Regions from separate parts of the Homo sapiens genome. Here region 2 is linked to region 1. A link is a loop called in an ENCODE intact Hi-C map of the cell type or tissue named here. Cell type or tissue: chondrocyte. All regions are shown on one strand. Links, peaks and the distances in the headings refer to the core of each region. The heading gives the core; the rest is flanking DNA.

The links. Hi-C counts contacts between places; a loop is a spot of excess contacts. Peaks named below come from ENCODE experiments on the same cell type or tissue, not always from the same donor. Only the 100,000 strongest peaks of a DNase experiment are listed, where the experiment ranks them.
Region 2: it touches region 1 in a loop (4-fold over the local background); 3 of 110 quality-filtered maps call a loop at or near these places.

Annotation. Positions count from the first base shown.
Region 1 is chr7:107,145,964-107,157,449 of GRCh38, forward strand. It overlaps PRKAR2B (protein kinase cAMP-dependent type II regulatory subunit beta), which reads left to right. Exons shown (of 11, transcript NM_002736.3): 6 at 345-498; 7 at 4,959-5,060; 8 at 7,214-7,288; 9 at 11,021-11,086; 10 at 11,223-11,361. Among named protein-coding and RNA genes, the nearest start is that of HBP1, 17 kb to the right of the region's middle. RefSeq lists an enhancer at 5,914-7,113. In chondrocyte, for the core only: CTCF peaks have their summits at 1,699 (motif pointing right), 1,929, 4,659 (motif pointing left) and 4,944; no DNase peak of the experiment used is centred there.
Region 2 is chr7:106,770,521-106,782,006 of GRCh38, forward strand. It overlaps LINC02577 (long intergenic non-protein coding RNA 2577), which reads left to right and starts at 4,498. Exons shown (of 5, transcript NR_170304.1): 1 at 4,498-4,680. It also overlaps the pseudogene RNA5SP236. RefSeq lists enhancers at 4,163-4,457, 4,569-5,768. In chondrocyte, for the core only: no CTCF peak of the experiment used is centred there; no DNase peak of the experiment used is centred there.

The DNA.
Region 1 (11,486 bases), core at 1,121-9,120:
CTCCTAACCTCAGGTGATCCACCCGCCTCAGCCTCCCAAAGTGCTGTGATTACAGGTGTGAGACCCGGCCTCTCCAGATGGTTTTTTATGCATATACTATTTGGTTGTAGTCTTTAGTTATAGTTTTATCATTCCTTATTCCAAATTTTTATTGTTTAGTCCCATTTTTCCCAGCAGGCACATGGTCTGGAACAGATGGCACAGATTGATTCCCCTTTATTGTCATCGGAGGGGATAACAGGCTGGAAATAAGATTTTTATTTCACAGGGCTCTTTTCTGAAATAATGTTTTATTTTAATGATATTTTATTTGAATTAACCTCCAATCTACATATGTCCAACAGAGGCACATTTGATATTTATGTGAAATGTGATGGTGTTGGAAGATGTGTTGGTAACTATGATAATCGTGGGAGTTTCGGCGAACTGGCCTTAATGTACAATACACCCAGAGCAGCTACAATCACTGCTACCTCTCCTGGTGCTCTGTGGGGTTTGGTGAGTAAAATACTTATTTGACCTGAATGTTATGATTTGTAGCAATTGCTATGACGGTGTTACAAATTGCCGCATGTAGTATTTTAATTTAAAGATCATCAGTCATCAGGTAATTTATTAAGCAGCCACTGAATGCTGAACTGTAGGGCACTAAGACTTCACTAAGTCAGATCCTGATGTCATTGCCCCCACTCCTCCAGTCCAGTCAGGAGCTTGGGACCTGGTGGCCCAGGAAAGACACTCAGATTCAGAATGCTCCTGTCTTACCCACTCTTAGAAAATAACCAGCCATACAAACACAGCCTTAAGTACTTTTTCTCAGATAGCTTTCTGAGGTAAGTATTATAATCTGATAAAGTTGTGGCTCCCAGAGTGTGGTCCCCTGAACACTGGCAGCTGTATCACTTGGGAACTTTTTAGAAATGCCCATTCTGGGGCCCCACCCACTGATTCTGACCTACTGCATCAGAAATTCGGAGTTTGAGAAACCAGTATAAAAGGATGCTCTTGGTGCTATAAATTGATTGGTAACTACTCTGCATTTAAAAGCAGTTGTGTAGGGAAAAAATGCTTGGTGGCTGTGCTCATGTGCCCCACATCAGAATTACCTGGAGTATTTTTTTAAAATCCTCTTACCTAGCCACGAGGTCAGGAGATCGAGACCACGGTGAAACCCCGTCTCTACTAAAAATACAAAAAATTAGCCGGGCACGGTCGTGGGTGCCTGTAGTCCCAGCTACTCAGGAGGCTGAGGCAGGAGAATGGCATGAACCCGGGAGGCGGAGCTTGCAGTGAAGCTGAGATTGCACCACTGCACTCCAGCCTGGGCGACAGAGCGAGACTCTGTCTCAAAAAAAATCCTCTTACCTAGACCTCACCATGGGCAAATTGATCAGAATCTTCAGCACTGGGACCTGAGCATTAGTACTTTTAAATACATTTCTTAATGTGGTATTCCCGCAAGACTTAAAAGCTGGTTTAAAGATACATTCGGGCAATATTTTCACATATGATAGGATGCAAATTATTAGGCACTACTAAAGCTCCTTCTGGAGGATTGTATTTAAGGTAGTGATTCTCAAACTTTAATATGCTTACAAATCACCTGGGAATCCAGTTAAAATGCAGATTCTGATTCAGTGGTTCTGGGGTGAGGCCCGTGATTTTTGCATTTCTCATCAGCTCCCAGGAGATGGCAGTACTGCCTGATGTCAGGCCAAACCTTAAACAGCATCGATTTAGGGAAATGTTTACAGTATATGTATTTTCTTTTAAAATTGTTGAAAATAGCCCACCCACTAGTTTTGACATGCATTTATTGGGTTATTTCTCTCAAATCCTTTTGTGGAAAGAGAAGAGGTTGAAGTAAATATGAAGTCTGTTAAAAGTCTCATTTCCAAGGACTACTGTATATAGCATTGTGGAAGTCACACATTATTTAGTCACAGTTCAGCATTTGACTCTGAAGTCAATTCAGCTGATAAAAAATATCTCTTGATCAAAGAGACAAGACATTTTACATTTCTTTTAATTGGAACCAGTTATTATATACTTATTTAAAAATGTGATGAGTCACTTTTTTAAGGTTTAGAGGAAAAGCTGAATTGTCTCAGGAAAAGGAAAGAACTGTCAGTGATTTGAATACCCAAAGCCAGCAAAGAAAAAACTTCAAACCAGGACAGTCCTTCACCCACAGAAGTCTTTGTCTGCCTGTAATTAAAGTGGTGGGATAAATCTAGCATCTGCCATGACCTGTTTTATTCAGGAAGGTTTACTTTTCAAATGTAGTCATTCCAATGGGGTTGCCGTTCAGATTCAGATTGTCAGATTGTCACACAGTGAGGAAACTGCCTCCTTGCACATCTTCAGAATAAGATCAACTGTTTTATAGGTTGGCCTCTTTGAATACTGATAGTTTTTAGCCCTTGTAGAAACTTTAATGGGGTATAAAAGACCCAGAATTTCCTAGTGCACGTACTACTTAAGTTCCTAAGATAGGATTAAGCATTTTCAGAGCTTTTTAGTAGTCTATACATGTTATTAAATTTTATAAAAATGGGCAGTTTGTGATAATCCTCCTGACATATAATAGCTTTCTAAAAAAGTTAGAATAATTAACATAATTACTTAGTATTTCAAGCCTACTTTTTAAGGGTGACTTGACTAATTATAATAACTCCTTCTCAGGGAGAGTCGAGTAGAAAATAAATTTTTCTTTTAAGGTCAACAGACTGGAGGTCTGCCTTATAAATACAGGTGTGTAAAGATAAGCAAAAAAAGCCCAAGAGAAAAGTCCATTGCAGAATAGTCTCACTCTGTAAATAATATTTGGTCACTATTAGCCTTAGGGCTAACATGATCTACGTGACTATACTGATGATTTGGAAAGGTGATTTTTGAAATGGCTTCAGGATGAAAGTATTTGAAATTCTGGACTTTATATGTCACAGTGGGTGTGAAGAGGTAGGTTACTAATGGAAAATTCTTTCTGAGAGATATAACTGATTATGATTAGTTTCTAAATCATTAAGCTATTTTGAGTCTTCTCTGTTTTGCAATAACCGCTGTCCATACAATGGTGTTATACCTGATTTCCAAACCTGATTACATATCAGAATCACTTTGGGAGCATTTATGAATTATTGAGCCCTACATGCAGAGATCTTGAGTCATTAAGGTCTGGTGTCTCAGAAATCTTTTTTAATACTATAGCTTATTCTGATGCAGAGCCAGGCTTGGAAATAATTTCAATATTTGTGCTAATTATCTTGTAAAATTTTCTTTTAAAAAAAGTATTAGGAGTAAAACAAGTCCAAATTACAGCCAATACCAAATTGGGAAACAAGATGTTTAATTTCCTAGTGTCTTAGTCCTTTTGGGGTGCTATGACAGACTGTTATAGAATGGGTGGCTTAAGCAGCATACATTTATTTCTCATGGTCTGGACGCTGAGAAGTCCAAGATCAAGGCACCAGAAGATTCGGTGTCTGGTGAGGGCTTGTTTTCCTGTTTAACAGACAGCGTCTTCTACTTGTGTTCTCACATGGTGGAAGGGGCAAGGGAGCTCATTGGGATCTCTTTTATAAGGACATTAATCCCATTCATGAGGGCTCCAGCCTCATGACCTAACCATCTTCCAAAGGCTCCACCACCTAATACTATCCTGGGTGATTAGGATTTCAACAGAGGGATTTTAGAGTGATAGAAACATTCAGTTGCAGTCCATCACACCTAGAGACTTTCATCTATACTGGCATTTTTCTCCATTGCACTAGTTCATTTAAATTCAGCCTTATTATGTTGGCATAAGAAAGAATGAATAAGACCTAGTATTTGGTAGCACAATAGGGTGACCATAGTCAATAATAAAATTGTATATTTTAAAATAAATGTAATTGGATTTTTTGTAACTCAAAGGATAGATGCTTGAGGGGGCAGATACCCCATTCTCTATGATGTGCATATTTCATGTTGCATGCCTGTATCAGAACATCTCATGTACCCCATAAATATACACCTACTATGTACCCACAAAAATTAAAAATAAAAGTAAAAAAAAATTAAAATATTGGCATAGTAATTTATTAAATAATATATCCCAATTTTTACTTTATTAAAATGGTATAATTGTTTATTAATGAATGCCAATCTAACATAATTATTGAGGCTTTTATTAAAGAATTAAAATATTTTATGAGAAATTATTTAAAATAAAATTTTTAGGAAAATAATGTTTTGAGCTGTATCCTTAAAATTTTTACTAGTTCTTCAACCGAGTTCTGTATCTTTGAGGGCATGATAGTATAAACAGGAACATTTTAGACTGTGAACATGGTAAACACTGGAATTAGATCTTACTCAAAAACATAGTTGTAGTTTCTCTGTGCCTTCACATTAAATAAAAATTTTTTTTATGAGTACATATTATGTGTATATATTTACAGGGTACATAAGCTATTTCGATAACAGCATACAATATATAATGATCACATCAGGGTAAATGGAGTAGCCATCACTTTAAGCATTTATAATTTCTTTGGGCATCCCTCCACATTTTTGACAAGAAAATTTTGACATAATGTGGATATGAAAAAGAACGTAGAGTACATAACAGAGTAAAAGAACAGAGTGCTAGTATACATATTTAAAAATGCTGTGACAGCGCCTCCTTGTGGGCAGAACCCAACATATTGGTCAGATTTCTGTTATGTATAAAAAGTCAACAGATGCTTTCTTTAAAAAAAAAAAAAAAAAAAAAAAAGAAAACAGTATTTTATGTGGTTCTGTATTATATTTTGTGCTTGACGAAATAAAAATATGAAATGAGTTGCATTAAAAGTATAATGATGTTAATCTTTTATTTCAGAATCTTCAATCATTGTTTCTTGTAGGGAATAAAATAAAACTATTTGTATAGCTTTACCCCCATAAAATTTACCCTTTAACTGTTCTGCCTGTAGGACAGGGTAACCTTCAGGAGAATAATTGTGAAAAACAATGCCAAAAAGAGAAAAATGTATGAAAGCTTTATTGAGTCACTGCCATTCCTTAAATCTTTGGAGGTAAGTATATGTTTATGCTTTTATTTTATTTTGCTTTAAAAGTTTCTGTTTTGCTAGGAATATTTAGTTCTATAGAAAAATTTCTTTGAATAAAAAAAAATCTATCCATGTTTTTATTTGAAAAGATTAAATGGTAGTGCTAATTTTTATAACTCATTGTTTCTTCTGCTATCTATAATTTCATTTGTTTTGTTATTTGAAAGTAATACATTCCTACCCAGCATCTATAGCAAATTTATATGTGGTCTTTATCTGATAGCAGACTTAATATAATCACATAGATGTAGACAAGAGCCACTAGTTGTAACTTTACAGTGAGGCGTTCTCTAGATATAGAATGTCCTCTCTGGCCTCTTCCTCTCAGTCATCTTTGCTGTTTATTCCTCTTTTCTTCTCCTCTTAAAACTGGCATTCCAGGCCTCTGTCCTTGGCCTCTTCTCTTTTCAGGATACACTTATTCACTTGGTGAACATGTCGAATCCCATGGCCTTAAATACAGATGTCCCTTGACTTACTATGGGGTTACCTTACGAATAAACCCATTGTGAGTTGAAAATATCATAAATAGAAAATGTATTTAATACACCTAAACTATGGAACATTCGAGCTCAGCCTAGCCTACCTGAAACATGCTTAGGACACTCACATCAGCCTACAGCTGGGAACAGTCACCTGGCAGCACAGTGCACTGGAGAGCATGGGTTGTTCACCTCATTGTGGTGAGGCTGGCTGGGCGTTGTGGCTCTCTGCCTGGCGTTGTACTGCATATCGCTAGCCTGGGAGAAGATCGAAACTCAAAATTAGAAGTATAGTTTCTATCGCTTTCAAACAACTGTAAGGTTGAAAAATCATTAATCAAGCCACTGTAAGTCAGGGACCACCTGTACTGTCCATATATTGATGCTTCTTAAAATTGATATCACTGGGCAAGGCCCCTCCCTTGAAGGTCAGACTTACTTATCCAACTGCAAATGTAAGATTTCCTCTCAGATGTCTAATAGACATCTCAAACCTAGTATGTCCCAAATCTACTCCTTTTCTCTTTCCCCGCAGATGGCAACATATCCTTCCAGTGTCTCAGGCCAAAAACCTTCGAGTTAGCACTGACTCATATGAACCACCATCACCTCTTGCCTGGCTAATTGCAGAGTCATCTTTTAAAATCCCTGGTTGTGGCACTGCTCTATTTAAGCTCCTCCTCACATGGCCTCTAAGGCTCTGCACAGACTGTCCCATTCCCCCACCCATTTTCCCCAACCTCATTTCCTACTGCTCCACACTCATCATCTCTCTGTTGACACATCAGCTTCTTGCCACTCCTCAAACACACCTGTCCCACACCCACTTCGGGGTCTTTGTACTTGCCGTCTGTCTGGAATGTCTTCCTACACAGCTGCAGGGCTCCTTCATTTCTCAGCCCAGAGGTCTTCTCAATGAGACCAGCTCTTAGGTTTTTATCTTTGAAGGTAGAGACTTATGAGAGAGAGTAGGTTGTTGTTACCCTAAAAATTCAGCTTCATTTTCCATACTTCATCATTAAATTAAATGCTTTTCTATTTCACTGTCATATTTGAAGTATTTTGAGAGTAATTAAAGACAGGCATATATATGTACCCACAACATCTTATAAAATGGCAAGTGTCAAAACAGCAGTGCTTCTCCTTTTGAATGTCTCTGTTGGATTATCAGCTTACATCTGGTAAAAATTTTGTCCACATCACACAGTGCGTGGTAGACAGCTGATCTTTTCCAGCAGCATATTTCTTTAAATAAGAGTAGGTCAGGGATTGGAAATCTGGTGCCTTCAGAGCTAGGCAGGTAACACAGAGAAGAAAACCAAGCCAGGAAGGGACTTTGGCAGATTGGAGAACATGTATTTCATTAAAGAAACAGCTGCTATCCCACCATAGTTTTATTGTTGCCATGTGGAAATATGGGCTATGTGATGCTGATTTTTCAAGAGAAGCTGGAGATTGAATTTTTATGAAAAATTATTTTAAAATGCTGGCTGGTAATTAATACAACAAACACATATACAACCTACACACTGCTCGATTTATTTGGCCTATAGGCTACCAGTTTTTTACTCCCGAACTAGATAAGCTTACCCAGTTAATTTGTTTCTATTTAATATTGTTTTTCTTTCTTTGTAGTTTTCTGAACGCCTGAAAGTAGTAGATGTGATAGGCACCAAAGTATACAACGATGGAGAACAAATCATTGCTCAGGTATGATATTTTGAAATGTAATTCAGTTTAGGGTTATATTCCAAAAGGTTCCTGTAGTGGTAGATCTTGATAAACTTTTCATATTTCTAAAATTAGTATGCAGTGATGGGTTAAATAAATATTACTTCTACCAAATGACCTGTTAAAAATGGTTTCATTTATAGTCATTACTCTATTGAATATTTTTGTTTATGTAATTAACTCCTAATGAAGGTGTATTAAACCATCAAATGGTTTTCTGCATCATTGTAGTCATTTATAAGAGGAAAAAACAGGTGAATGTTCCATGACATTAATGAGGACCCAGAAAGTACACTGGAAAATTCTATAGAGTTTTGCATGATCAGTTCATGATGAAAATTCCTGAGGCTGCTCCTTGATAAAATTCACCAAGAAAGGAACACACTGCAACATATACTGTTTTGGCTTCCAAGACTACATGTGGGTCAACATGTTATTTAATCCCTAATACTTTTCTAAGATCCCAGCTGGAACCAATAATATTAGATACCTGGGTTGGAGTAGGGCTACCAAAAGTAGAATTTGTGAAGACTGTTGAAGTTCACAGGTAAAGCATGCAGATGATAGTACCTTGTTTCCTAGTTATATTTTTGAAGCACTAAGCAAATGATTAAAATGGATTTTTAATAGATTCTGTAATTTTTGTATCACAGCCTTATACTGTTTTGTGCTCTTTATCTGAAATGCAGTCTTTTCCTTTATATGGGAAACAAGATTCAAGGTCTTTGAGACTGAGAAAAAGAATTGTTTTAGAAGACAAATACATAAGTAAATCTTTCGATCAACACCCCTCTCCCATTGCTGAGTGTGTGTGTGTGTATGTGTGTGTTAGAGCAGTCAGGGATTGGGAAGAAATGGAGTCAAGCAAGGTTAAAGTTCTACTGTATAAACTAGTAAATAACAAAGCAAAGAGCATGTTTTAAATGATTTTTTAAGGTTTTATTTTGAAATAATTATAGATTCACAGGAAGTTGCAAAAATAGTTTTGAGAGGTCCCGTGTACTCTTCACCCAGTTTCTCCTAATGCGTTTTGCATCACTGTTAATAACAATATCAAAACTAGGAAAATGACATTGGCATAATTCACAGACCATATTCAGTTTTCACCAGTTTTACATACACTTAGAGCGTGCTTTAAAAATAGTTAAAAATTACTCAGCAGTTAATAGACCTATTATGATTCAGAACACTCGAAAACTTAATATGAAGCTTTTATGAAAACCTGATACAAGAATAAGGGAAAGGAGATATGCTATACTTAGGGTTTATTAAGGATATTCTTACATATTTGTTGTCTTTTAAGCATTTATAAATATACATATACACCCTATATTCTAAAAATCTAAATTCAACATTTATTTTTGTGATAGAATCAGATGCTAAACTTCTTGAATTTGTATTAAGGAGTTTTGAAATATTTTAAGTTTCTCCAGAATCACTTTGAGAGGCTTAGAGAAGTCAGTGTCTGTATTATTATCTTCCATATTGTATTGTTTAATTCAGACTGCATCATTGGAGATCAAGGCAGAGTTCATTAAGAAACAAAAGCAAGAAAGAACAGGTATATGGGTAGAGCAACACTTTTCTTTTAGAAGTCCTTCCAAAGCCTTGAAATGGAATGTCAGTAGGCTAGCATGTCAGAGTTTGGTCCTCAGTTGACTGTAGTGAAAATGTCAAGGCCCACATCTGCTGCTTCCGGCTCCATCTGGATGCTTTCTGCTCTTTGCAAGTTGATGGCTTATCTTGGGTCACCACACCAATGCTTGCGATGTTAGGATGACGCAGGGTGCATGTCTCGGCACTTCCTCAGGAGCACAGGATCCGCAGACATGTTTCTGCCAACTAAGGGGACGCTGCTGGCATACACAGCAGTGTTGCCATTTCCAACTATGTATGCTGTTATCTAGGCTGAAATTTGGGTGAAATTCTTACCCCAGTGTTGCCACATTTTCTTGGTTTTTTAGCAGAAATACAGTGGTAGAGAATATATTATTTCAAGGCCAGGCACAGTGGCTCACGCCTGTAATCCCAGCACTTTGGGAGGCTGAGGCAGGTAGATCACTTCAAGGTCAGGAGTTCGAGACCAGCCTGGCCAACATGGTGAAACCCCATCTCTAATAAAAATACAAAAAAATAAATAAATACGGGTTCTAGATCCCTGAGGAATTGCTACACTGTCCTCCAAAATGGTTGAACCAATCTACATTCCCACCAACAGTGCAAAAGCATTCCTATTTCTCCACAACCTCACCAGCATCTATCGTTGCTTGACTTTTTAATAATTGCCATTCTGACTGGCGTGAGATGGTTTCTCATTATGGTTTTGATTTGCATTTCTCTAATGATCAGTAATGATCTTTTTTTCATTTTTTTTTTGGCTGCATAAATATCTTCTTTTGATTCTTTTGAGAAGTGTCCGTTCATATCCTTTGCCCACTTTTTAATGGCAGAAATACCATTTGACCCAGAAAACCCATTACTGGGTATATACCCAAAGGAATATAAATCATTCTGCTATAAAGACACATGCACACATATGTTTATTGCAGCACTATTTACAATAACAAAGACATGGAACCAACCCAAATGCCCATCAGTGATAGACTGGATAAAGAAAACGTGGTACATATATACCATGGAGTACTATGCAGCCATAAAAAAGAATGAGATAATGTCCTTTGCAGGACATGGATGAAGCTGGAAGCCATCATTCTCAGCAGACTAACACAGGAGTAGAAAACTAAACACCGAATGTTCTCACTCATAAGTGGGAGTTGAACAATAAGAACACATGGACACAGGGAGGGGAACATCACACACCGGGGCCTGTCAGGGGGTGGGGAGTGAAGGTAGGGAGAGTATTAGGACAGATACCTAATGCATGCGGGGCTTAAAACCAGACAGGTTGATAGGTATAGCAAACCTCCATGGCACATGTATACCTGTGTAACAAACCTGCATGTTCTCCACATGTATCCCTGATTTAAAGTAAAATTTTAAAAAAAGGAAAAAAAAATTAGCTGGGTGTGGTAGCACATGCCTGTAATCCCAGCTACTTGGGAGGGTGAGGTGGGAGAGTCGCCTGAATCCAGGAGGTGGAGGCTGCAGTGAGCTGAGATTGCACCACTGCACTCCAGCCTGGGTGACAGAGCGAGACTCCATCTTGGGGGGGAAAAAGAAAGTATTATTTCAAATAATTTTACAAATGAAATCATTACTACATAATTGTCCATCAAAACCTCTTCATTTAGGGCCGGGCTCGGTGGCTCACGCCTGTAATCCCAGCACTTTGGGAGGCCGACGCAGGCAGATCTCGAGGTCAGGAGATCAAGACCATCCTGGCTAACACGTTGAAACCCCGTCTCTACTAAAAATACAAATAAATTAGCCGGGCGTGGTGGCAGACGCCTGTAGTCCCAGCCACCCAGGAGGCTGAGGCAGGAGAATGGTGTGAACCCGGGAGGTGGAGCTTGTAGTGAGCCGAGATCGCGCCACTGCATTCCAGTCTGGGCAACAGAGTGAGACTCCGTCTCAAAAAAAAAAAAAACCTCTTGATTTAGAAACCGAGACAGCTTGTTCCCTTAGGATTTCACTTTTCAGGTGAATATGTGTACTTTGGGGTTGGATCAATTTTAGGGATATGAAAGGTAACAAGATTGTTGTCAATTAATTTGCATTTTCACCGTCTGTTTTTGTTATTGATTCCAATAGGGAGATTCGGCTGATTCTTTTTTCATTGTAGAATCTGGAGAAGTGAAAATTACTATGAAAAGAAAGGTAAGCATTCTAAGTCCTCAGAACCCACATACTGTTAGCAAGGAACACAACAGATCTACTTTTTGATGTTTAGACTGAGGTTAATTTTATTTTTCATAAGCTGAGGAAAAGCTCATCTTTTTAATTGCCTTGTCAGGGTAAATCAGAAGTGGAAGAGAATGGTGCAGTAGAAATCGCTCGATGCTCGCGGGGACAGTACTTTGGAGAGCTTGCCCTGGTAACTAACAAACCTCGAGCAGCTTCTGCCCACGCCATTGGGACTGTCAAATGTTTAGGTAGGGATTGCAACAGTGGGCGTGCTTCTGCTGGTTGAACTTATGTCTGCATTTTATGTATTCATGTTGAGTGAATCATTTTATTGGGTTCACAGGTTTTGTGGTCCCCACAAAAGGTAACAAGA
Region 2 (11,486 bases), core at 2,287-10,286, 370 kb before region 1:
CATTTGCCAAATATCGTGATGCACACCTTTTGTTGTTAAGATGGAGGAATGAGGGCCCAGGTAACAGCAAGATGACTGGTGGTTTGCTGCATAGTTAGGCATTCAATGTCACCCAAAGAATATTGGCCAAAGACTTGACTTCCACCTTAAAAGGCAAACTCCAAGAATTTATGATTTGCTCATTTCTGTTCAATATTTTTGTCAAAAACATGAAAACCACAGAATGCATGTTTATGAATATTTCAATTTAAAAATTAGGGAGACAGAGCTAATACACGAGGAGACAATTCAAAACTATTTCTTCATATAGAAATCAGGCCCAAAACAAAGAAAATACAAATTATTTGGGATAAACATAAGGCCAAAAAAAAAGAGAGAGACAGAGAGACTAATAATACCAATAGCTTACATTTATTGAACAGTTACTATGCATTATATAGTCACATGCCATATATACATATGTTTTGAGACTGGATCTTGCTCTGTTGCCCAGGCTGGAGTGCAATGGCACAATCTTAGCTCACTGCAACCTCCCCGTCCCAGGCTCAAGCAGTCCTCCCACCTCAGCCTCCCGATAGCTAAGACTACAGGCACGTCACCATGTTTGGCTAATTTATATATATTTCATAAAGATGGGGCTTCATCATGTTGCCCAGGCATTATATTTTTTAACCTCATAACCACCACATTATCATTAGAATTATTGCTTTTAAAATTTATCAGCGAGGAAGCTAAGCCTGAGGGGCTAAGTAATTTCTGCAATTTATAGTTAGTAAGTGGCCAAGACTTAAATCCAGGTGTGCCTAAATTCAGGGCTTATGGTTTTAGCAACTTTACTAGTCTCATCAATGCAGGAATGGAGGTTACTTGGCATTAACTTATTTTGAGTTTTAATTGAAAACACCCAGATAAAAGTGTTAATATTGCACAGTAGCCACTTAATAATGCTATCTTCTTTCTTACTACAACATTGAAAATTTAGGAGAAACTTGATAGTTGAATTCAAATAATTTAAGAATTGATAAAATCTATGTAACTCAAAACAAAAAAAACTAAGATTACAGTTAAAAATTACACTGTGATATATATATATCATATATATATGATGGAATATAGGCAATGACTTATTTATGTTAAAAGATGGAAGAAACATAGATCAGTGTAGTTAAAGCCCAGTGTAGTTCAACCATATATATATGATATATATATGATGGAATATATATATATATATATCATATATACATAATGGAATTATATACATGATATATATCACATATATATGATGGAATATATATATATATATATATATATATATATATATATATATATATATATATCTCGCAGTTTCTTTATCCACTAATTGATTGATTGGCATTTGGGTTGGTTCCATGATACATATATCATATATACATGACGGAATATATATATCATATAATATATATAATATATATATCATATGATATATATATACATATATTATATATATCATATGATATATATAATACATATATTATATATATATCATATGATATATATAATACATATATTATATATATATCATATAATATATATAATACATATATTATATATATATCATATAATATATATAATACATATATTATATATATCATATAATATATATAATACATATATTATATATATATCATATAATATATATAATATATATATTATATATATATGATGGAACACTACTCAGCCATAAAAAGGAATGAATTAATGACATTCACAGCGACCTGGATGAGATTGGAAACTATTATTCTAAGTGAATTAACTCACGAATGGAAAACCAAACATGGTATGTTCTCACTTATATGCGGGAGCTAAGCTATGAGGACACAAAGACATAAGAATGATACAATGGACTTTTGGGACTTGGAGGGAAGGGTGGGAGCCTGGTGAGGGATAAAAGACTACAAATAGGGTGCAGTATATAGTGCTCAGGTGATGGGCACACCAAAATCTCACAAATCACCACTGAAGAACTTAACTCATGTAACCAAATACCACCTGTACCCCAATAACCTATAGAAAAATAAAATAAAAATGAATGACAAAAAAATTACACTGAGATAAATTTTTGTTCAATAACATGAACATTTTTCTATATTGTGGCTTTCCAACCACGGAATAAACTACCTTGCACAGGAATAAGTTCTGTATCAGCATTTCTATGAGTGGGTAGTTGAACTGAGAGGAGAAATCTCTAGGTGATTTCTCAGTCTTCTAAATCTAAGGTTCAATAAAGAAAACAGTTTAAAGGTTAAGTGGTGCAAAAAGGAATTCCTGAGAATCACTGACTCATAACTGCAAGGAAACTTGTAGTCATCAGCAACATAAGTTAAACAAGTTGTGGTCTAAAGCCTAAGTCTCCTATTTTAATTCTTTTAGGAAGGTAAGAAACCCTCGGAACACTCCACTTATTCTATTTTATTTATCCTCAGAGTGTTTATTGAAGGTACAGCAGTCATCAACATCCCCGTTTTGTTGACTGGAAAATGAAGCAATTCCACAGCCAATGAATGGCAGGGCAAGATGGGAGGTCAGTTCCTGTAGACATCTGGTAATCTTTCCATGACATTACTGTTTTCATCTCAATAGATGATCCCAAGGCTTTTTTTAAAATTAAATATATTTTTAAAGTAATTTTAATTCTCTCATTCATATATATATACACATATATGTAATTTACCACTTGTGAAACACTTAATCACATGATTTTGATCTACATCCATATGGTTCTATGCAAATTCCTTACCAGCTAGTAATTAAGAACCCTGGTTAAATGTAACACTTGTAAAAGCAGTCCTGGAATTTTGGTGCTGGCCTGGCATGGTATAATAAAGGTGCTCATTCCTGGAATGCAGGGTCAAATTCCAGCCTGGCTCTGCCACTGACAAGTCATGGGACCTTGGGCAAGTCAAGCAACCACTGTGCACCTCAATTTCTTGGTTTCTAACATTTGTGAAGGGCTTGAACTACACTGATCTATGTTTCTTCCATCTTTTAACATAAGTAAGTCATTGCCTATTGAGAACTCATGCCTATCAGTTTACTTGTGATGGTCATTTCGTCTTTCACAGCTCAAGGCATGATTTAGTTTATAATTCTATTGATTTTTAATGTTTTTCAGCCAGGTCATATCAGAAGGAACTTTGCATGCATATTTAGCCTGATTTTAGCAATATTTTTAATCTAATAAACTTAACCAAGCAGTCTTGTTGTTGTTGTTGTCGTCAAAATTTGGGGTAAAATTTCAAAAACAGGAATATAACTTTTTAACTTTTCAACTGTACTCATGCATTTTGGTTTAGCAGTATGCTTTTTTCCCCCATGAATTCAGCAATCTTAAAATATGCTATCGCACAAGATACTCATGGGGGATTTAACACCAAATTTTGTTTTGGAACCTATAGTCACTCACTGTTCCAATCTGAAAAATACATAGATGTATCTCAAGTGTATATATTGGTTACCAGCTGGTAGTTTCTCAAATATCTCCATTTCTTTCAGCTGCTTCACACTCACTACCAAGCAAAAAGGTAGGCTTCCTATGAGCAATGATATGAAATAATGTCATAGGTAAATCAAAATAATCTAGATGAAAATAAAATCAGAGTCACAATCCAATTAGTATTTAATATCTCTGTAATTGAGTGTATGCTAATAATCTTTGAACATTTAGTTTCTTAAAACAGAAAAACCAAATACAGGTACATTCATCTCATTCATTACATTTAATTTTCTACTAACAAGAATGTTCAAGTTTTACAGGGCGAGTATCCCTTATCTGAAATGCTTGGGATGAGAAGTGTTTCCAATTTTGATTTTTTCCCAGTTTTGGAATATTTGCATTATACTTACTGGTTGAGCATCCCTAATTCAAAAATCCAAAATCTGAAATGCTCCAATGAGCATTTCCTTTGAGTACCATGTTGGCACTCAAAAATTTCAAATTTTGGAGCATTTCAGGTTTCAGATTTTTTGATTAAGGATACTCAACTTGTACTATCAAACTGGGAGCTCAAACTAGGACATCATTCCAAAGAAACCTTCCAGAATGTCATGACGTCGTAATTAAATGTTTTTGTTACAGAAAGGGGTCTCAGTTCAGAACCCAAGAGAGGGTTCTTGGACCTCACGCAAGAAAGAATTCAAGGCAAGTCCATACAGTAAAGTGAAAGCAAGTTTATCAGGAAAGTAAAGGAATAAAGAATGGCTACTCCATAGGCAGAATAGCGGCATGGGCTGCTCGACTGATGATACTTTTTGTTACTTCCTGATTATATGCTAAACAAGGGGTTGATGATTCATGAGTCTCCAGGAAAGGGGTGGGCAATTCTCGGAACTGAGGGTTCCCGCCTCTGCCCCTGCCGACTTCTTAGACCATATAGGGTAACTTCCTGATGTTGCCATGGCATTTGTAAACTGTATGGCACTGGCGGGAGTGTCTTTAGCATGTTAGCGCATTATATAATTAGTGTATAATGAGCAGTGAGACGACTGGAGGTCACTTTCATCGCCATCTTGGTTTTGGTGGGTTTTGGACAGCTTCTTTACGCATGCTGTTTTATCAGCAAGGTCTTTGTGACCTGTATCTTGTGCCGACCTCCTATCTCATCCTGTGACTAGGAATGCCTTAACCTCCTGGAATGCAGCTCAGTAAGTCTCAGCCTTATTTTACCCACCCCCTATTCAAGATGGAATTGCTCTGGTTCAAAAGCCTCTGACAGGTAGAAATTCAGATGTTAGAATATTTTACCTCCTTAAAATAATTTAAAGGACCAATTACTGTATAGCTTATTTATTTGGATATTTTATATGATGTTTTCTAAACATATAGTATTTGTCAGTGTTTCCAGTGACAAGGTTTTTTGTGAAGGGATTTAGACCAGTGGGGAGCCCAAGGATATTTATTTTGCTGTCGTTCTTGAGTCACTATAAATATTTCAGTTAAGAGTAGTCATAGGAGAGCAAGCAATTGGAGCTATCTGGATTTGAAAGTACTTCAGCTTTCTTCAGCATCCATGCTATCAGTAGCTGCCTAACCTTGCCTTCTGATATTATGCAAGAATTGGACGCTTCTAGCTAACAAACCTTCACTCATGCTGGCTTTTCCCATCCTTTGATCCCTTACCTTGATGCTGCTTTATGATGCCAAAACACCTCAAAGCTTGAACTTGGATAGCATCAAAACATAAAGACAGTACTGAATCAGCTCATGAATCCTCAAAATCAAAAGTCCTTCTCCCCTGTCCGCATGTCCAGCATTTGTGACTTAGTGAATCATAGGGTGGGGAAGTGACTCACAGTCAGCCCAACAGCACTCTTTTTTTCATTAGTTGTTTCTGAAGAATTGTAAAGTTCTGAATTCAAAGCGTGCTTATAAGTTATCGAGATGGACTTTTTCTCCCCTGCAGCATGCCAGAAACTATACAATCCACCCCCTCTGAAGGAGTTTGTTCATTTAAAAAAAAAAAAAGGGTAAGCATGTTTTTAAAATTTAGTTGCAGCAGACAGTACAGAAAACAGTTATTATGGCCACAGCACATGTTGCCTGGGTCTGCTGCTTTTTCTTCTTTCCTATTTTCTCTCATCCCTTTGTTCCACTAAATCCTCCTGCTCCTACCCCCTTTTACCACCACCCCCTCCTCTTCCTCCCTCCTCCACCCTGGATCCCTAGAGAGGGTTGACCTGGGGGCTAGGTAATAATCCCAGAAAGGGCTTGGGATTCCAAATTGCCAGAGATCAAGAAGGCCATCCAGGGAAAACCTGGAAGGACACAGAGTGGTCAGTGTAAATGCATCCACGTGCTCCAAGTGGGCAAAGTAATTGGTTAAAATGTGTAAATGTAAATGCTAAAAATCGAATCTCTATAGAGTGGCCAATGCTATAAAAGGATTACCTTATTCTAAACAATTTTTTCATTCTGTATTTTTCCTGCCAATCTATATATTGTTCATTATTTCACCTTCTCCTTGTTGTTTTCCTGAGCTTTGGGCAAACCTCATCACTTAATGCATGCAATAAATGGGAGTAAGTTCAATTTTTCATCGAGGATAACCATGATAAAAAAAAGAAAGAAGAAATTCACTAATACTACAAACTGTGTTAACCTTGACATGAGAACTTTCAGAGGAGTAGTGGAGGCAAAAGCTTGATTGGAAGGGACTGAAGGGAATGGGAGGAGAAGAATTGAAGGCAGTAAGTATAGACAACCCCAGAAGAATCATTCAGTGAAGAGCAGCAGAGATAGTAGAGCTGGAGGGAGAGTTACAGGTGGATGTGGGGTCAAGAAAGTTTTTAATATAATTAATGTGAGAGAAATAAGAGCATCTTTATATGGTGATAGTAATGATGAGGCCAAGAGGGGAAAAACTGATGACATAGGGGAGGGAGTGTATTAGTCCATTCTCATACTGCTATGAAGAAATACCTGAGACTGGGTAATTTATAAAGAAAAAGAGGCTTAATGGACTCACAGTTCCACATGGCTGGGGAGGCCTCACAATTATGGCAGAAGACAAAGGAGGAACAAATGCACATCTTACATGGCGGCAGGCAAGAGAGCGTGTGCAGGGGAAGTGCCCTATATAAAACCGTCAGATCTTGTGAGACTTGTTCACTATCACAAGAACAGCACAGGAAAAACCTGTCTTCAAGATGCAATTACCTCCCACCAGATCCGTCCCACAACACATGGGGATTATGGTAGCTACAATTCAAGATGAGATTTGGGTGGGGACAGGGCCAAACCATATCAGGGAGTATGTTTGCCTTTGCCAAGCAGCATTAAGGGTTTATGTTCATGAATTTAAGATGGGAGTGGAAGGACTGCTGGAGATGGAGCATGTTAGGGGTTAAATTGTATGCCCCCCTCAAAAAAAAATTTAAGTGTTGAAGTCCTAACCTCTGGTACCTCAGAATGTTACCTTACTTATCCTGACTAGTTAAGATGAGGGGGTGTCCTAATCCAGTGTGACTGGTGTCCTTATAAAAATAGGAAATTTGGGTGCAGACAGGCACACAGGGAGAACACCATGTCAACACGAAGGCAGAAGTTGGAGTGATGAGTCTACAAGCCAAGGATTGCCAGCAATTCATCAGAGGCCAGGACAGCAGCCTGGGGCAGCCCCCTACATGGTACCAACTCCATCAACACCTTGATCTCAGACTTCCAACCTCCAGAACTGTGTGAGAATTCATTTCTATTCTTTAAGCCACCTAATTTGTGGCACTTTGCTTTGACAGTTCTAGCACACAGGGTGATTGAGGAAGCGTGCTAGGAAGAGAGGAAGCAGGGGTCCTAGAGTGGGCGGCATGCCTTGCAGCCGTGGAGGCCACACAGCTGTGGGAAATGACAGGGTCTGCAATCACGGTGATGAAAGGGGAAGGACCAGATTGTGAGAGGAAAGGTCAGTAGGGAACTGAGAGACCAGGATAATGGAGGGACAATCCATGTGTAAGTTGAACTTGCCCAGAGTTAAGACAGGAAGAGGAATGCAATGGTGAGGCAGGAACACTGAGGAACCAGGGGGAATGACTTCAGGATGACAGATGTCACAAAATGAGAAGTCAGGTGACATAACCTGATGACCTGAGATTCAATGCAGGACACTTTTAGGAAAGAGAAAGAGGTAATGATGCAGAAGTGGCAATGAGGAGTGTAAAAGAAACGCACCCCACCTCCAGGCCCCATGGCACAACTGGAGGGAGCAAACCACAGCCACCACGGGACAAGGAGAATAACGACAGAATCAGAAGGCAGTGTTCCCAGAGGACAGCCATGTTTTCATCAGAGTGAGATGGTGCTGGAAGAGTCAGAGCCAAGGTTGACACTATTGGGTTTTGCTAATAATGGACTGTGAGTTCCAGCAGGGCCCAAAAGGGGCTTCAGGATTGGGCAAGGGTAGATGTCCTCCTCTAGTCCATGACCAATGCTGATCCACACTGGACTAATTACTTCCCTGATTCCAAGCTAGTAGATGGGTAGCAGTAAATGTTCCATCTCCAGCTGTACTCACCTTGTTGACTTTATTTTCTAACTGTAGCTAATTCTGTCCCAGGACCTGGCTATTACACAGGCTGAAGCAGCAGTTAGCTCCTCTTTTCTTTGGGACCCACAGAAATCACAGCAGCTGTGTTGTTGTGGGGTTTCTTGGCGTTTGTTTTGGTTTGGTTTGTTTTTTTTGCCAGTAATTTTTTTCCCAGAAAGGCATTCTTTCTCTTCACTGCAGTGGAAGTGAGAGAGGGAGAGAGGGTGCAGAGAGGGAGAGGGCAAGTAATCAGATTCCAAGATGACCATCTCCCCAGAAGGCTTTCACTATTCCTCAACATATGGCATCATTTTAGCATCCTCAGCTCTGTTAGTTTGAGGGTAACCTCAGCAAACATGCCCCTCTCATGAGCAAGGTATGTGGTTTGACAAGCAGACTGTGACTTTTGTGATTAGAAAAAAGCATCCTTCCTCCTGGTGAATGCAGGCCATGTCAGGGCGCTCAGCTTGACAAGGAGACAGTAGGCTGGATTTTAGATCCTATTCATTTCTTGGGCTAAGTATTCTTACACAGTCAACAACCTGGACAACTGTACATAGCAGATCTAATGGGAGAAAAGTAATTGGGTGTTTTAAGGAATATTTTCATTAAAGTATGTGGAATATGGTATCAAGTAGTGACTGTCATGTAACAATGCCTTTTACACATTCCAATGTGTGTGAAATACAAAAAAAAAGTTTCCGTGTTAATCCCCTTATAAAATAATTGAAGAAGTCTTTTTTATGTGCAATTGTTTCTGAAAATATGTTAAAGTTACCCAGAAAAGTGTTCACATTTTCAGACTATTATCTCATTCTAGGAAAAATTAGGACAACTTGACTCATGCTGGGGAGGCTAGAATCCTGGAGAGAATGAAATTAGAAAAACCTAGATTTTGGGTCCCCCAAGATAGCTCAAGTCTGTCAGTTCTGCAAAACAGAATTATGCCCCATTCCCATTCTCTCACTCCTTACCTGAGATGCAGACAGGGCTTAGAAAGGACACGCCAAGATTTGCTGCCTTGCCACACAAGCTGGGTTTTCCCTCCCTGGGCCCTGCCAGCCTGGAGGTCATATTTCCTTTACCTTTTGTCCATTTTTCCCTCCCTGGGGCCTGGCTTGAAGGACAATTCTTGTTTAGAAGAAATCAAGTCTAAGATGTTACTAATCTGGAAATGTTGATCTGGTCTGCCTCTAACATTTGTGGGGCCCAAAGCAAGAGTACAGACTAAGGTCCCCAAACCATGTGTCTAGTTATTTAGAAGTTATAAATCAAAGCTAACAAACTGCTGAATAAAAGATCCTATTCTCCTATCTGATAAATATACCCTCCAAACAACCCAGAAACCCAAGGTAGGAATGCGGTGGCACAGGGAGTGCTAACTCCTGGCTCACAGCCCATGCTCCCTCTTTTCCCACAGCCAGCCCTCCATGAATGAGGAACTTCCTGGGGCCACTAGTGCATGCTGCAGCTCACACAGTCAACTCCATCCACACCTCCACAAACAGCTGCCCTTTGGCCACTACTCAGGCGTAAGGACACACCCAGCAGGGTATGCCCTCTGGAGGTCAGACCAGGGAAGAAGCCCTTGCACAGTCAGGAGCCAGCTCAGCACCTGTGATGCTGAATTCTATGTGGCAACTTGACTGGACGCAGGTGCTCGGATTAAACCTGATTTCTGGGTATGTCTGTGAGGGTATTTCCAGAGGAGATTAGAATTTGAATCCGTGGATTGGCAAAGTTGGTGTCTGCCCCAGTGTGGGTGGTCACCATCTACTCTCCTGAGGGCCTGAAGAGAACAAAAGGCAAAGGAAGGAGGAATTCGCCCTTAACTTGCTTGCCGCCTGCCTGCTTGAGCAGAGACATTTCATCACATCTTCTCTGGCCCTCGACTGAGATTCACACCATTGGCTTCCCTGGTTCTCAGGCATTTTGACTTGGACTGAACTACACCATTGGCTTTCCTGGGCTCCAGCTTGCACATAGCAGATTGTGGGATTTCTCAGCCTCTATTATTACAGGCGCCAGTTCTTCAAAATCAACCTCTCTCTCTCTGTCTCTCTCTCTCTCCCTAGATCACAGTCTGGAAGTCTGCTCACAGTCTCAAGGTTGGCATATCCCCTAGAGCCCCCAGACTCCTCATCCCATGGAGACCAACATGGCCAGGGGAGGGCCAGAGCAGGGCCTTCTAAATCACAGACCCCAGGGCAGGAGCCCCTCCGGTCTGGATCTAAGGATGGTATTTTCAACAATTCCTAAATTTTTATCCTAGGCTCTCCAAATGGGAGTCTAAAGGTCTCAAAACATGGTCCAGAAGAAGTATGCAAAAATGTAAATTCCTAGGCCCCAACCCAGACCTATGAATCAGATGATCTGTATGGGGGTTCAAGGAATCTATATTATTAAACAATCTTCCTAAATGACTTGTATTCATACTAAAGCTTGAGAATTGCTATCAAACAGCTAGAAGTTGGAGTGAAGGGTCCTGCCTTTCCCATGAAATTCATCAACTCTATGCCCTCAAAAGCTGGGCTCTTGGATGAGCTGCTCTCCATTCTAGAGACATTACCAGCTAGGTAGCCTGCTGGTCCTCAGGAAGTTAAGCCCAGACTCTTCAGCACAGAATCAGATAAACACTGATTACATTGTACTCTACAGTTCTGAGAACACCATTACTTAATTCCCGGCAAGTTGCAATGTAATTGAGTAGGTTGTAGTTTTTTGGGTTTGGGGTTTTTTTGTTTTTTAAATATATCAGGCGTAGTTAGCCAGCTTCCTAGAAACACCATGATCTCTTGGTGAAAATTCCAGAAATATGCATCACTTCCTAATTAAAGTAGGGAATTTTTAAAAATTATTAAACCACATGCTTTCTAATTCCTATTGCCCTTTCTTTTCACCCACCATTCAGCAGTCAGCAGACACTTTCTGGGTACAACAGGGTAGGACCATCCAGGCAGAACAAAAGCCATTGATCATGAACTACAGAGGAGAGTTTGGTAAATGGACACCAGAAACCATGGCCTACAGGGGCCTGGTTTTCTCCCATCTAAATACTAACTAGGCCCAACGCTAGTTGGGCTTAGCTTCCTAGATCAGATGAAATTGGGCACATTTAGGGTTGGGGGTATGGCTCTCTATTGTAAGTAGCAAGAGTTTGAGAGAAGAAAAAAGGGATTTTCTTTTTTTTTTCTTTTAAATTTTAGAGCATTAACTTTAAACATCAAGATCCAAACCCCAAGGATTCAGAGAATCTTGTACTATAAACCATTTGTATTAGTCAGGGTTCTCCAGAGAAACAGAACCCATAGGAGGTATAGAGATAGAGAAATATGGAATTGGCTCCCATGATTATGGAGGCTGAGAAGTCCCTCAATCTGCTGTCTGTGAGCTGGAGACCTAGGAAAGCTTAGCTGGTGGTACAAACCAGCC